Regions from separate parts of the Homo sapiens genome. Here region 1 is linked to region 2. Evidence: chromatin contacts called from ENCODE Hi-C or POLR2A ChIA-PET data. All regions are on one chromosome and are shown on one strand. Each heading gives the region's core, a stretch centred on a gene start or an enhancer-like site at or near the end of the contact. The rest is flanking DNA. Distances are from core to core; before and after follow the strand shown.

Region 1 (5,913 bases), core at 2,057-4,556, 49 kb after region 2:
ATAAGCAGGTAGCAAATATTAAAAAAAATTTTGAACACAAGGGAAAGGTAGAGATCTATTCAAACACTTATTCCTCATATGTACATTTTATAGGAAAGGAGACAGATGAGGTAGTTATTTTTAGTCTAGATATATAAAGAATGAAAGTTTAGTTAAAGATATTAATAGTAGATTTTTGACTGATAGTCAACTGAGAGCAAAACTGATGAGTGAGTAGTTTCCAAAACAAATCTATATCTCATTAAAGTTTACTGGAAAATTGTTCAGGCACTGTATGAGGGATGCTAATCTTCTCCCCAAAAGTGTTTGTAAATTAAATCACAGAGACGAGCTCTATTCCAGACCAGGCTCGGGCAACTCTTACAGTATGTAGTGCACAAAACTAAAAAGCAAGCTGAGGAAATCATTGCCATAAAGCTCAGGACAGTGGTTATCTGGCCAAGACAGAGAGAGGAGATGGGGATTGGGAAGAGACACACAGGGTTTCTAGAGCCCCATCCATGTTTTCTCATGTAGTTACAGTTATACATGTGGCTTTATTTTCTTTATTCATTAAACTGTACATTTATTTCTGAGGTGCTTTTCTGTGTATGTGTTATATTTCTTGACTTGAAAGTTAATAAAGGGCAGATGAAAATCTGAGGCACAGAGTGATTAAGTGATTTATATTTTTCACACTTGCATGACATATGTTACATGAGTGTAAAATTTATAGGGTGGAACCCTAGGATATAGTGAGCTTCTCTGGTACTTCAGAAAGCCTCACATTCTTCCCCCACCTCACAGTGACTGCTTCCTCCTCTATTCTCACAGAGCTCATTGTTTAGACCTCTTACTGGCAATTGACGATGGACTGCCTCACAACCATTCATGTACTATTATTGAACCTTTCTCATTCATATGCTTTGTCTTCCAGCTCACGGCTTGGCTCACAGTATCCTTCTGATACGCATTTATTACTAAAAAGCAATACAAAGTCTAAGTGTGAATCCCACATCAGAGCAGGTCATGTTAAGGCAATCTTCCAGTATTTACCATCATTTCTAAAACACGTTTCTCTAGTCCAGGTCTGAGGGTTAGACATGAAGGCTCATGTCTCTCGCATTGGTCAGAAAACTCTCCTACTCTCTCTACAAACCAGTACACTCTTGGTGACATGAAAGCATTTGTTATCTAATTAGGTGTCAGCTTCTTTAGAGACTCATAAGGACCTTGAGGCTTAGAGCTTGCTGACCAACTCCTGTGCTGAAAAAAAAAAAAAAAAGCAATAGCATGGGCAGTAATCTGATATAGAATGAGAACACAATTACCTTATTTGCTCTATCTTTGTGAGGGATGGACTTAATTCTGATCGTGAACTGCTTTCCTAATATGAATTCACTTTGCAGTTTCCATTCAAACCACAAAATTCAATCATTCTTTCAACAAATATTGTTAAGTATCTACTACATGCATATTGCCATGCCAAGACACAATGATATAAGACATCCTGAATTTTCTTTTTAGAAACTCTCTGCCAAACACATTCTCATTTATTGATAGCTATTATCAAGTCAGAAATACATAAGTCATTAATTAGCAAAGAACCCTTCCCTTTGTAATAGGATGTTGTAACCAAGGTACCAAAATATAATAGCTATGACATTACAAGATAGAATGCTAGACCAAGATGCAAATTTCAAAAGGGGTAGTTGGAAGAAATAATTGCAAAACTCTCTAATCCGTTACATTCATCCAGAGGATAAAAAATGGGAGAATAATACAGCTTGAGAAGAAAGATTTCCTCAGAGAATGTTATGCTATCTTTTTTCCTCCAAGAAAACGGCACAGAAGTAGTACTAGCTCCTAAAATAAAGTCTAATGAAAGAGACTTTGAGGACATTACTTAGAGAATCTCTAACGGGTATTTCAGTGGAGAAAATTATTGGTGTTTTATGAGTCTTTTCCTTCCCAAAGGGGAATAGAGGGCTTCCTTCTTGACCCCAGCCAAGAGAAATTAGGCTACAAAGAGAGCACTCAGATAGCTTTTCATTAATCTTCTTCTGTTAGAGGGGAACTCACTGAAATGGTGTCTGATCCTGCCTGAAAACTCTGAAAAGCAAGAGATAGGTTGGCTTGTGGCTTTGGCAGCCAGAAAGAAGTTGCTGCATTTCCTGTATTTTGCTGAGGCGAAGATGAAGAAGGGATTCCCATGAGATGGGTATGGAACAGTACACACAAGAGCCAGTAATTTAGGTCTTGTCAAAAGAGCTCCCTGGAAGAAACTGAAGACAAGGCCTCAGATTCCCAGGTAGCTTACCTATTTGTCTCCCTTTTTCTGCCCTTGTGTGTTTCACTACAGAAGTCAAATATTTCTGCTAAAATGTAAGTCAAGCTCAGATTCTGCTTAAAACCCTCCAATGGCTTTCTGTGTCACAGGAGTAGAAAGCCAAGTCCCTACTATAACCCACGATGCTACCATGCCCTCATCTCGTCTTCTCTCTTCTGTGCACTGCAGCTATGCTGGCCTGCTGCTGTTTCTCACACTTCTCAGAGCTACTGCACCTGAGATTCCCTCCATCTGGAAAGATTCAATGCCTTGGAGGCTTTAGTCACCTTCTTCATGAGGCCTTCCCTCTGAACCCCATTTGAAATTTCAACCCTTCTCCTTCCCCCAAACTCTCCATTTCACCTTTCCTGGTTTTTGTTCTCTTTAGCTCTCATCACTGTTTAATTTGCTATATATACACATGTATATTTGTATATGTATGTATGTATTTATATTATATATGTACATGTATTATATATGTGTATATATTATGTACATATAATAAATATCTATAGTATAACTGTATGTATGTGTGTATGTAAAATCTTCCCACTAGAAACACAATTTCCATAAAAGAATTTTTGTCTGTTTTGTTGACTGCTGCGTGTACTCAGGGCCTAAACCAGTGCCTGAAACAGAGTAGTTGCTCAACAAATATATGTTGACTGAATAAATGCACTTTAATAAAATGTTTGTGAATGACAATATTTCCTAGGTTGTTGTTCCAAAGAGGAAGCCAAAGGGGAAGAAACAGAAAACCCCAGGGGAAGAAACCAGTAAATCCACACACAAGTTTGCTCGACATGGTAAGATTTGAGCCTCTCGTTGCTTTGTTTTTCACATGCCCAGTGCAAAGATTTCAGGCAGTAATAGTTATGATCTATGTTTTTCCCTTTTGTTTCCCTTCTGTTCTTGGTATTTAATAAAAAAAATCTGCAACTCCATCATTAGTGCATCATAAATCACCCATGTTACGCAGTCTGTTCAGGCAGCTCTGATAGGAACCTCCTGGGCTGGATGAGAACTCAAGCAAGCCAGGAAATGTTTCAGTGGACATGAAAGCCAAGGGAAAAATCCTAGGGCATGAATCATGTGGGATTTCAATTTCCCTGATGCCAAGTATGATAACTATCATGGATTCCAAACAGTGTTGACAATACATGTTTTCTTTGACTGCAAAATTTCATAGAAATGTGTTCCTACCCTTAAAAATCCTGGGTCCAGAATTCAATTGTTATAGGAAGTAAAAGTTGCCAGGTGGCAGAGGAATGAAGAGCAGGAACACTGCAATGTTAGAGATGCCTTCTTACCTCCCCTTCTGTGTGACTTCTACAGTTTCTTTCAAGATAGCCAAGAAACTCCAACAATTTAAGAAAAAAAGAAGAAAAAATATTAAAATTAGGTGAAAAATGTGTAAAAAACATCTCAGATCCAAATAAACTGGTTAAAACACAAACACTTGTGCATACACATGAACATGCATGCACACACATGACCACATGTGGCATACATGTTCACATGCACATTCATAGGCACCTTCTGAGGACCTCTCATTCCAATAGGTCACAAGAGAATCACAGCCCTAAACCTCTTAGGCTTTTTCAAATGTCATAGTCTATTATACATAAGAGTTCATTCATTCTACCATACATGCCTCTCAACCCACTTCTGCATGATGAGGAAGGTTGAAGTTACAAATGAAGATGGTGGAGGCTTTCTCAAAGCCTTCTGTTCATGTTTTTATCCAGATTAACCGTTTAATCCAAAAATCTCTCCACTCATCATCAGCTATGAAAACTCTATCCATTCTGCAGATTCTAGTTTTTTTTATTGTTTTGATTTTTTGTTGTTGTTGTTTTGTTTTGTTTTTTGAGACAGAGTCTCGCTCTGTCACCCAGGCTGGAGTGCAGTGGCACAAACTCAGCTCACTGCAACCTCCGCCTCCCAGGCTCAAGTGATCCTCCTGCCTCAGCCTCTCAAGTAGCTGGGACCACAAGTGCGCACCATCATACCCAGCTAATTTTTTGTATTTTTGGTAGAGACAGGGTTTCACTATATTGCCCAGGTTGGTCTCAAACTCCTGAGCTCAAGCAGTCCACCTGCCTCGGCCTCCCAAAATGCTGGGATTACAGGAGTGAGTCACCATGCCCAGCCCCAGGTTCTAGTTTTGATTTTCCTCCTTCAATATAATTGGAGATATACCTCCACCCAGTTATTTTCACAGAAAGCCTCTGAAATCAAAGAACACATCCCTTTTGCACAACTGCAGAGTCAAATGTTAACCAGCTCAATGTTTCACACTGTGCTCCAAAGAAAAATGTTTTGTGATACTTTAAAAAACCGAAACCAAACCAAACAAACAAAAACAAAATAGACTTCCTGGCCAAACAGTGTTAGAAAACCCTATATACTCTGTCCTTTTCTTGGAGATTCACAATCTATATTAGCATAGTAAAGGCCCCGAAAATCCTGCAATGAAGAAATGTGATTAACTTGGTTTAACCCAGTATTTTCCAAAGTTGTTTGACCAAATTTTCCAGTTTTCGTATATCAATAAACCTTTCTCGGAAAGCTAGTTTTACATGGAACACAGTGTAGGAAACACTGATCTAATATAACTCCCTCAAGGGAAGAGATGATGAAATTGAGGTCTGGAGAAGTAAAATAACTGAATAAAGACCACAAGCTACTTTGTCAAGGAGCCAGTAGTACACCTCAGGTCTCTTGTCTTCCAATCCAATGCTCCTTCATGATACCACCATGATAAAATTATATTATGGTATGAAATTATAGGCTTATAACTTTTATTTTACGTCTCACCAAACTTCTTGGACATTGAAATCTTTTTGGTGGTATTTTCCTTTGGGAGAAAATGTCTTATAAGCACAAAATAGAGAAAGCCATTTTTTAGTTCAATAAAACATTTTGATATATACCAAAAAAAGTAGTTAGCAAATCTAATCTGTATAGTCCTAAGAATCAGAATTCATATTAACAAGCTGAATTTACAGAAATCCAGAATTCTTGAATACCCTGTAAACAAGGTGGTTAAAAAAAAAACGCAAGTTTAGCCTCATACTACACAGCAGGCACAAGCATTAAAAATAAATAAATAAATCCCTTCCGGAACTTGCTCTATAGTATTTGTTCCTTTATCAAAATCCTTTGAATAAAAACCAAAAAAAAAAGAGGATATATTTGTTGAATGAGATCGCGGAGTTATTTATGGCAGATATTGTTGACTGCCTATCAACAGCTTCCCCTCCCATTTTCCCTTCGTGATTTGGGTCAGAGCAGGCAGCCAAGTGCTCAGGAAAGGTGAGCCTCTCTCCTATTTCGAAAATATAAGCCATGATTGGTGCATGCCATGATTATTCTAGCTGCATTTGGCAGTGGACTTAAATGTGGAAATATAACTAATATATAAGGAAAGTATATCAGGGTTTCTGGAGAAGACTTTTACCCCCAAAGTCTTCTTGGAGGTAGTAGGTTAGGCCCACTTTGTATACCTTCCTATATTTATATAAAACTGTAGTGAAATAGTGATGTCTGGAACCACTGAAACCATCTTGACACTGTAAGCATTTCATCTGAGAACAAAAGCT
Region 2 (5,591 bases), core at 442-2,941:
CCTTGTACTTCAGTTTCATCTTTAAATTCTCCTCTTCAGCAGAAAGATACTTGTAGAAAGAATTTCAAATAGGAGGTAAATAGACATACAACGCAAGCCTTGACTTGTTGCTGAGCACAGTAAAACAAGCTGCAGTCTCCCCCAGGGCTATTAAAACTAAATGCTTGAAAGTAGCACAATAAATGTACAATTTAATATAGTATAAATTTGCTTTATATTATAGAACTAGAACCTTGAAAATTCATTGCAATTAATAACCAATTTTTATGGAAAGTTAAAATTACATTTGTCTCTCCAATTTTAAATGCAAATATTTCAAATAATGCTTGGAAACTGGCAAATGGGTCATTTATAAAGTTACTAGTTTTTAGCTGATGTGTCTGCTTCTTGATCAGTAGACTTGACTTCAGTGAAAAGCAGCTAATACACAATAATCTGTTAAAAGACCAATGGCCTACCTCTTTATAGCTGAATGAATGCTACAGAGAGCAGGTTATTTCCACTTGCTTTCATCTCCTTAGTGAATGCAGAATCTGAAATAGGTGTTTGAATACACAGGGTTTGGTTGACCAGGGCCACATTTTGAGGGCAGGGCTATCTGAATGAGAATATGATCATTCTATAGTTATAAGAAGTACAAACTATCTTATAAAAATATAATATTTCATATGGAATTGGACATCAGAAGAGACATTAATCATTACAGAGTACTCAAAAGTCAAGTTTAGCATAAAAATTATTACTCTATATTTTCAGCTCTTGGCAATTTGAAGCCTTATTTTAAAGGATCTTTTAATGTTAAAGAGGTCTTTCCAGACCATACGTCTGAAAATGAAAATAAAATATCCAAACGTACTCTATCAGATTTTACTTTTTGGTAGACAGACATTGGAAATAAATTTATAAACAGAAAAATGTGCTAGCTATAATAAATAAAAAATTGGAAAAAGTAGTTCTTTCCATCTCTCTCTCTTTTTTTAAACAAAGGCTGCCTATAAACTCCACATCCTTCCCCAAATATACTTTGGCACTGCTAGGGAAAGCATTTCTGGTATGTAACAAATCACAACCAATTGTTCTGTTATGGAATAAAAAAAGTCAATATTTTGCTGTCATTGCTAAAAATTCTACAATAAAAGCAGCCTTTCACTACCCACAAGCTAATACTTTCTAGCAAAAAGAATTTGTTTATTATACTATTTGTTCCCTCTTAAGAGGGAACAAAAGCATCCTAAATTTGTTTCCCAAAATAAAAATAGAAAGATGGAGCTTCTTTGATATTAGCTCATGAACAAACTAAAACACAGAGGACAGAAATAAATCAATAAATCTATTCTATAAAAAATTTCTTAATAAAATATAAAATTCTGGTTATGCAAAGATGCTATCATTGGGGGAAGTTGGTAAATGGTGCACAAGAATACTCTACTATTTTTGTAACTTTTAGTGAATCTAAAATTATTTCAAAACAAATGCTAAAAAAGCAGAGTTACCATTTCACCTATCCTGGCCTGTATCCTATATATGAAAGTACTGAGTGAGTAGAAAAGTCTTTTGCCATTCATCATTGCAAATGCCCACCTAGAACACTAAGGTTTAGAGTTTATACATTTAGAATGCTATAGTCCACGTAGCCTCTGAATAGAGGAAGCAGTACCACAATGAATAACAGACATAACAATACTTTTAGTCACTTGCCAAAGAAAAGACGCTTGCCAAAGAAAAGACTCTAACTGGAGTGAGCTCTGACAGAATTATTAGTCATCCTCAGAAATTCCATCAGCACAATCACTATGGATAATAAATAATCATCTCAGGGTCAGTCAGAAGAAACATATAGAATCTCAGGAATAAAAAAATTGCATATTGCCTGTAATCCCAGCACTTTGAGAGGCCGAAGAGGGTGGATCACCTGAGGTCAGGAGTTCGAGACCAGCCTGGCCAATATGGTGAAACCCCGTCTCTACTAAAAATACAAAAAATTAGCAGGCCATGGTGGCAGGTGCCTGTAATCCCAGCTACTAGGGAAGCTGAGGCAGGAGAATCGCGTGAACTCCAGAGGCGGAGGTTGCAGTGAGCCAAGATCACGCCATTGCATTCCAGCTTGGGCAACAAGAGCAAAACTCCGTCAAAAAAAAAAAGAATTGCATCTTACCCATGGGGCAGATCTAAACCGCTATTGTTCACCCATATTCGTGCACTAGTATATTCAGTGAAATTTTGAGCTATGTACAAAACTGAGCAAACACAAGGTGTATATATATATATAATATAACATAATATATTATATATATTATATTTATGTTATATAATATATAAATATATTATATATATAACATAAATATAATATATATATTATATTTATATTATATATTATATATATTTATATATAATGTGTGTATATACATATATATATATACACACATAAAAATTATATCTGTTTGGGACAGAAAAAATAGTAAATGTGCTTATCCTAGGAGCTTTAAGTTCTTTTCTAACAAATCTGAAGGTGAGCTACAATTTTCTATTCTTCTTTTTCTATTCTTCTATTCTTCCCTCACTGTTTACAAATGAAAGTAATTCACAGCTACCCTGCACCCTGAGCTCTGTATATTTTCTTTTTTTAAAAAAAAAAAGTCAGCGTCCCTATAGGAAACAGATGGCACACTGAAGGCAGAAGAGTTTGAGGATGCTTTATTTATAACAAGATGTATACAATGTGTGGAAGGATGTGAGGGGAGAGGCAGTAAGTAGGTCACTTGAAGGCTCACAACGCCCAAGGATCTGTTAATACTCCTAAGCACAGTGGAAGGGGAGTGAGGTGACCGTAACCCAAGAGGAAACTCGTCATGTCAGATGGTCACCTTTGAAAGAGAGACAGCCACTGAAAGTAAACTCAGGAAAAATGCCCAGAAATATGAGCAAGGCTCCCACTGACCAAAAGCATCCAGAAGCTAGAGGCACCAGAGTCTGACTAGTCTATACCTATCAAGTTTCTAGGGGCCAAAGCGGGGTGAAGCAGGTATGAATAAAAAGAGACAGATCTGGAGAGGTGACTCCAACCTAGCCAGTACACCTTTGACACCTTATGAACAGTGTGCTAAACTCATTCTTGTTTTCATGGTAGCAGAAATGAAAATAATAATGTAAATCATCAAATATGAAAAAATACAGAATGTAATATCTACTATAGACATTCAAAATACATTTGTAATCTCTGATACTTGTGTAAGATAACCTCCAAGTGTTAGTGTGATTTTGGGAAAACATTTTAACTTTAACCTAAATAAAGCCAATTAGTGAAGATATACCTGATTTTATAAATACAGTTGTGCATTGCTTAATGACAGGGAAATGTTCTGAGAAATGCTTCATTAGGCAATTTCATCACTGTACAAACATCATAGAGTGACTTCACAAACCTGGATGGTACAGCCTGCTACACACCTAGGCTATAAGGTGTGAACTATTGCTCCTAGGCTATAAACCTACACAGCATGTTACTGTACTGAATATTGTGGGCAACTATAACATTATGGTAAGTATTTGTGTATCAAAACATACCTAAATATAGAAAAAACACAGTGAAACTATCTTTTAAAAGATAAAAAATGGTACACCTGTATAGGGCACTTACCATGAATGGAGCTTGCAGGACTGGAAGCTGGTCTGGGTGGGTCAGTGAATAAGTAAGTGGTGAGTGAATGGGAAGGCCTAGCACATTATTGTACACTACGGTAGACTTTATAAACACTGTACACTTTTCCTACATTAAATGTTATTTTAAAAATGCTTTATTCAATAATAAATTAACCTCAGCTTACTGAAACTTTTTTACTTTATAAACTTTTTGATTTTTTTAACTTTTCGATTCTTTTGTAATAACAGCTTAAAACAAAAACACAATTGCAGAGCTACACAAAGTATTTTTTCTTCATATTATTATTCTATAAGCTTTTTTCTATTTTTAAAATAATTGTTTTTAATGTTTTAAACTTCATTTAAACTAAGACACAAACACACTGGCCTAGGCCTATGATATCAGTGTCTTCTGCCTCCACATTTTGTCCCACTGGAAGGTCTTCAGGGGGAATAACATACATGGAGCTGTTATCTCCTATGGTAACAATGCCTTCTTCTGGAGCACTCCTGAAGGACCTGCCTGAAGCTGTTTTACAGATAACTTCTTTTTATAAGTAGAAGAAGTATACTCTAAAATAATGATTAAAAGCATAGTATAATAAATCAACCAGTAACATAGTCATTTATTGTCATTATCAAGAATTATGTACCGTACATAACTGTATGTGCTGGACTTTGATATACCTGGCTGTACAGATTTGTTTATATCAGCATCACTACAAACACAGAAGTAATGTGCTGCACTATGACATGGCAACAGCTACATCATTGGGTGACAGAAATTTTTCAGATCCATTATAATTTTATGGAACCACCATAGTATATGTGGTTCACCACTGACAGAAACATCATTATGTGGTATGTGACTGTACACATATGATTGGTTGCAAAAATTAATAAATGGTTTTAAATTATCTTGCTTTTTTATTATCTCAGCCACCAAACACTGACATTACCATGAAGACTCAGTAGTTTCCTAATTATATCCTACATATTGTTTTAAAAAAACCATCCTTGTGTGTCATATTCTAAGAGGTAGGAGATAGAGAACCAGGCAAAGCGTTAAAGATGCAAGGGTGGGATTCCACATCATACATCATTCCTGTGGAGATACATCATGTTAATTAATATCGCTTTTTCCATTTACAAAAACAAACCATGCCTCTCAGATAAAGACTTGAGAAGATATGATGATATTAATTTGCTATTTCTGTCTAGTAACTGGGGCCATAGTGAGATCCCACAAATAGATTTACTCAGGACATACATCAATTAGTGTGGTCATTTTTTGAAAACACCAAGAGCTAAAAATAAATTCAAGTGCCTTCTTATTTTCTTTGAAACATTTTTCGTTTTCTCAAGATAAAATATTTGAAATAAATTAACAGAATCTAGTTTGTTGCCTAGTCCAGCATTGTCCCTCCAAAGGGAGGCTTAAAAAAATATATGCTGAATGAATGACAGTGGTATTCCCCAATTCTGAGGACTTTTAACATTTACAGTGTGTGTCCTACAACCAAGGACTTAACAATTAACTGTGTGATAGGATTAAAATACCATAGTTTTGTATCAGCTACTGTATTCTGCCATCCCAGGAATTTAACTTTCCTGTGTTTAAAAAATAGGAGGGTGGCGGGAAAAAGGGTCAAATGTCTGCTGAATACAGGAAATCCATAGCAGGCTGTAAACCAGAAAACATCAAAAGCTGCACCAGAAACTCTGGACAGATGAAAACTGTGAGACTCCATTTCTTACTACTGTTTAATGAGAAAGGCAATAAATTCAACATGAAAACCACAACTTGTACTCTCTCGTCAGGATCTCCTCAAAAATATGTGCAGAAAAGATGGTTAAAATGCTTCCAGGCTTGCCTGGGAAGAAAGAAAATATGTGTTTGGGTCATACTCAAATATAGCACCAGACATACTTGTTCCCAACACCTGGAGATG

The links. A loop is a pair of places that touch in the nucleus more often than their neighbours do. ChIA-PET counts read pairs that join two places held with the same protein, here RNA polymerase II (POLR2A). Pooled maps may share reads with other maps.
Region 1: a map of endothelial cell of umbilical vein shows a loop between it and region 2 (6-fold over the local background). The contact joins two enhancer-like sites. A Hi-C loop is called at or near these places in 4 of 168 maps with a recorded cell type or tissue (Calu3, PC-3, endothelial cell of umbilical vein and 1 more) and 1 of 50 pooled maps. POLR2A ChIA-PET finds 5 or more read pairs at or near these places in 2 of 52 experiments (AG04449 and MCF 10A).

What each region holds. Positions count from the first base shown.
Region 1 is chr5:33,317,890-33,323,802 of GRCh38, forward strand. No RefSeq gene overlaps it. Among named protein-coding and RNA genes, the nearest start is that of LINC02160, 91 kb to the left of the region's middle. Within about 2 kb of position 3,307, at least 4 of the 41 ENCODE cell types and tissues checked have a DNase peak (open chromatin) inside an H3K27ac peak, as active enhancers do; they include PC-3 and endothelial cell of umbilical vein, where a contact is called at or near this core.
Region 2 is chr5:33,270,765-33,276,355 of GRCh38, forward strand. All of the region lies in intron 1 of LOC124900637 (a long non-coding RNA gene), which reads right to left. Among named protein-coding and RNA genes, the nearest start is that of LINC02160, 44 kb to the left of the region's middle. Within about 2 kb of position 1,692, at least 4 of the 41 ENCODE cell types and tissues checked have a DNase peak (open chromatin) inside an H3K27ac peak, as active enhancers do; they include PC-3 and endothelial cell of umbilical vein, where a contact is called at or near this core.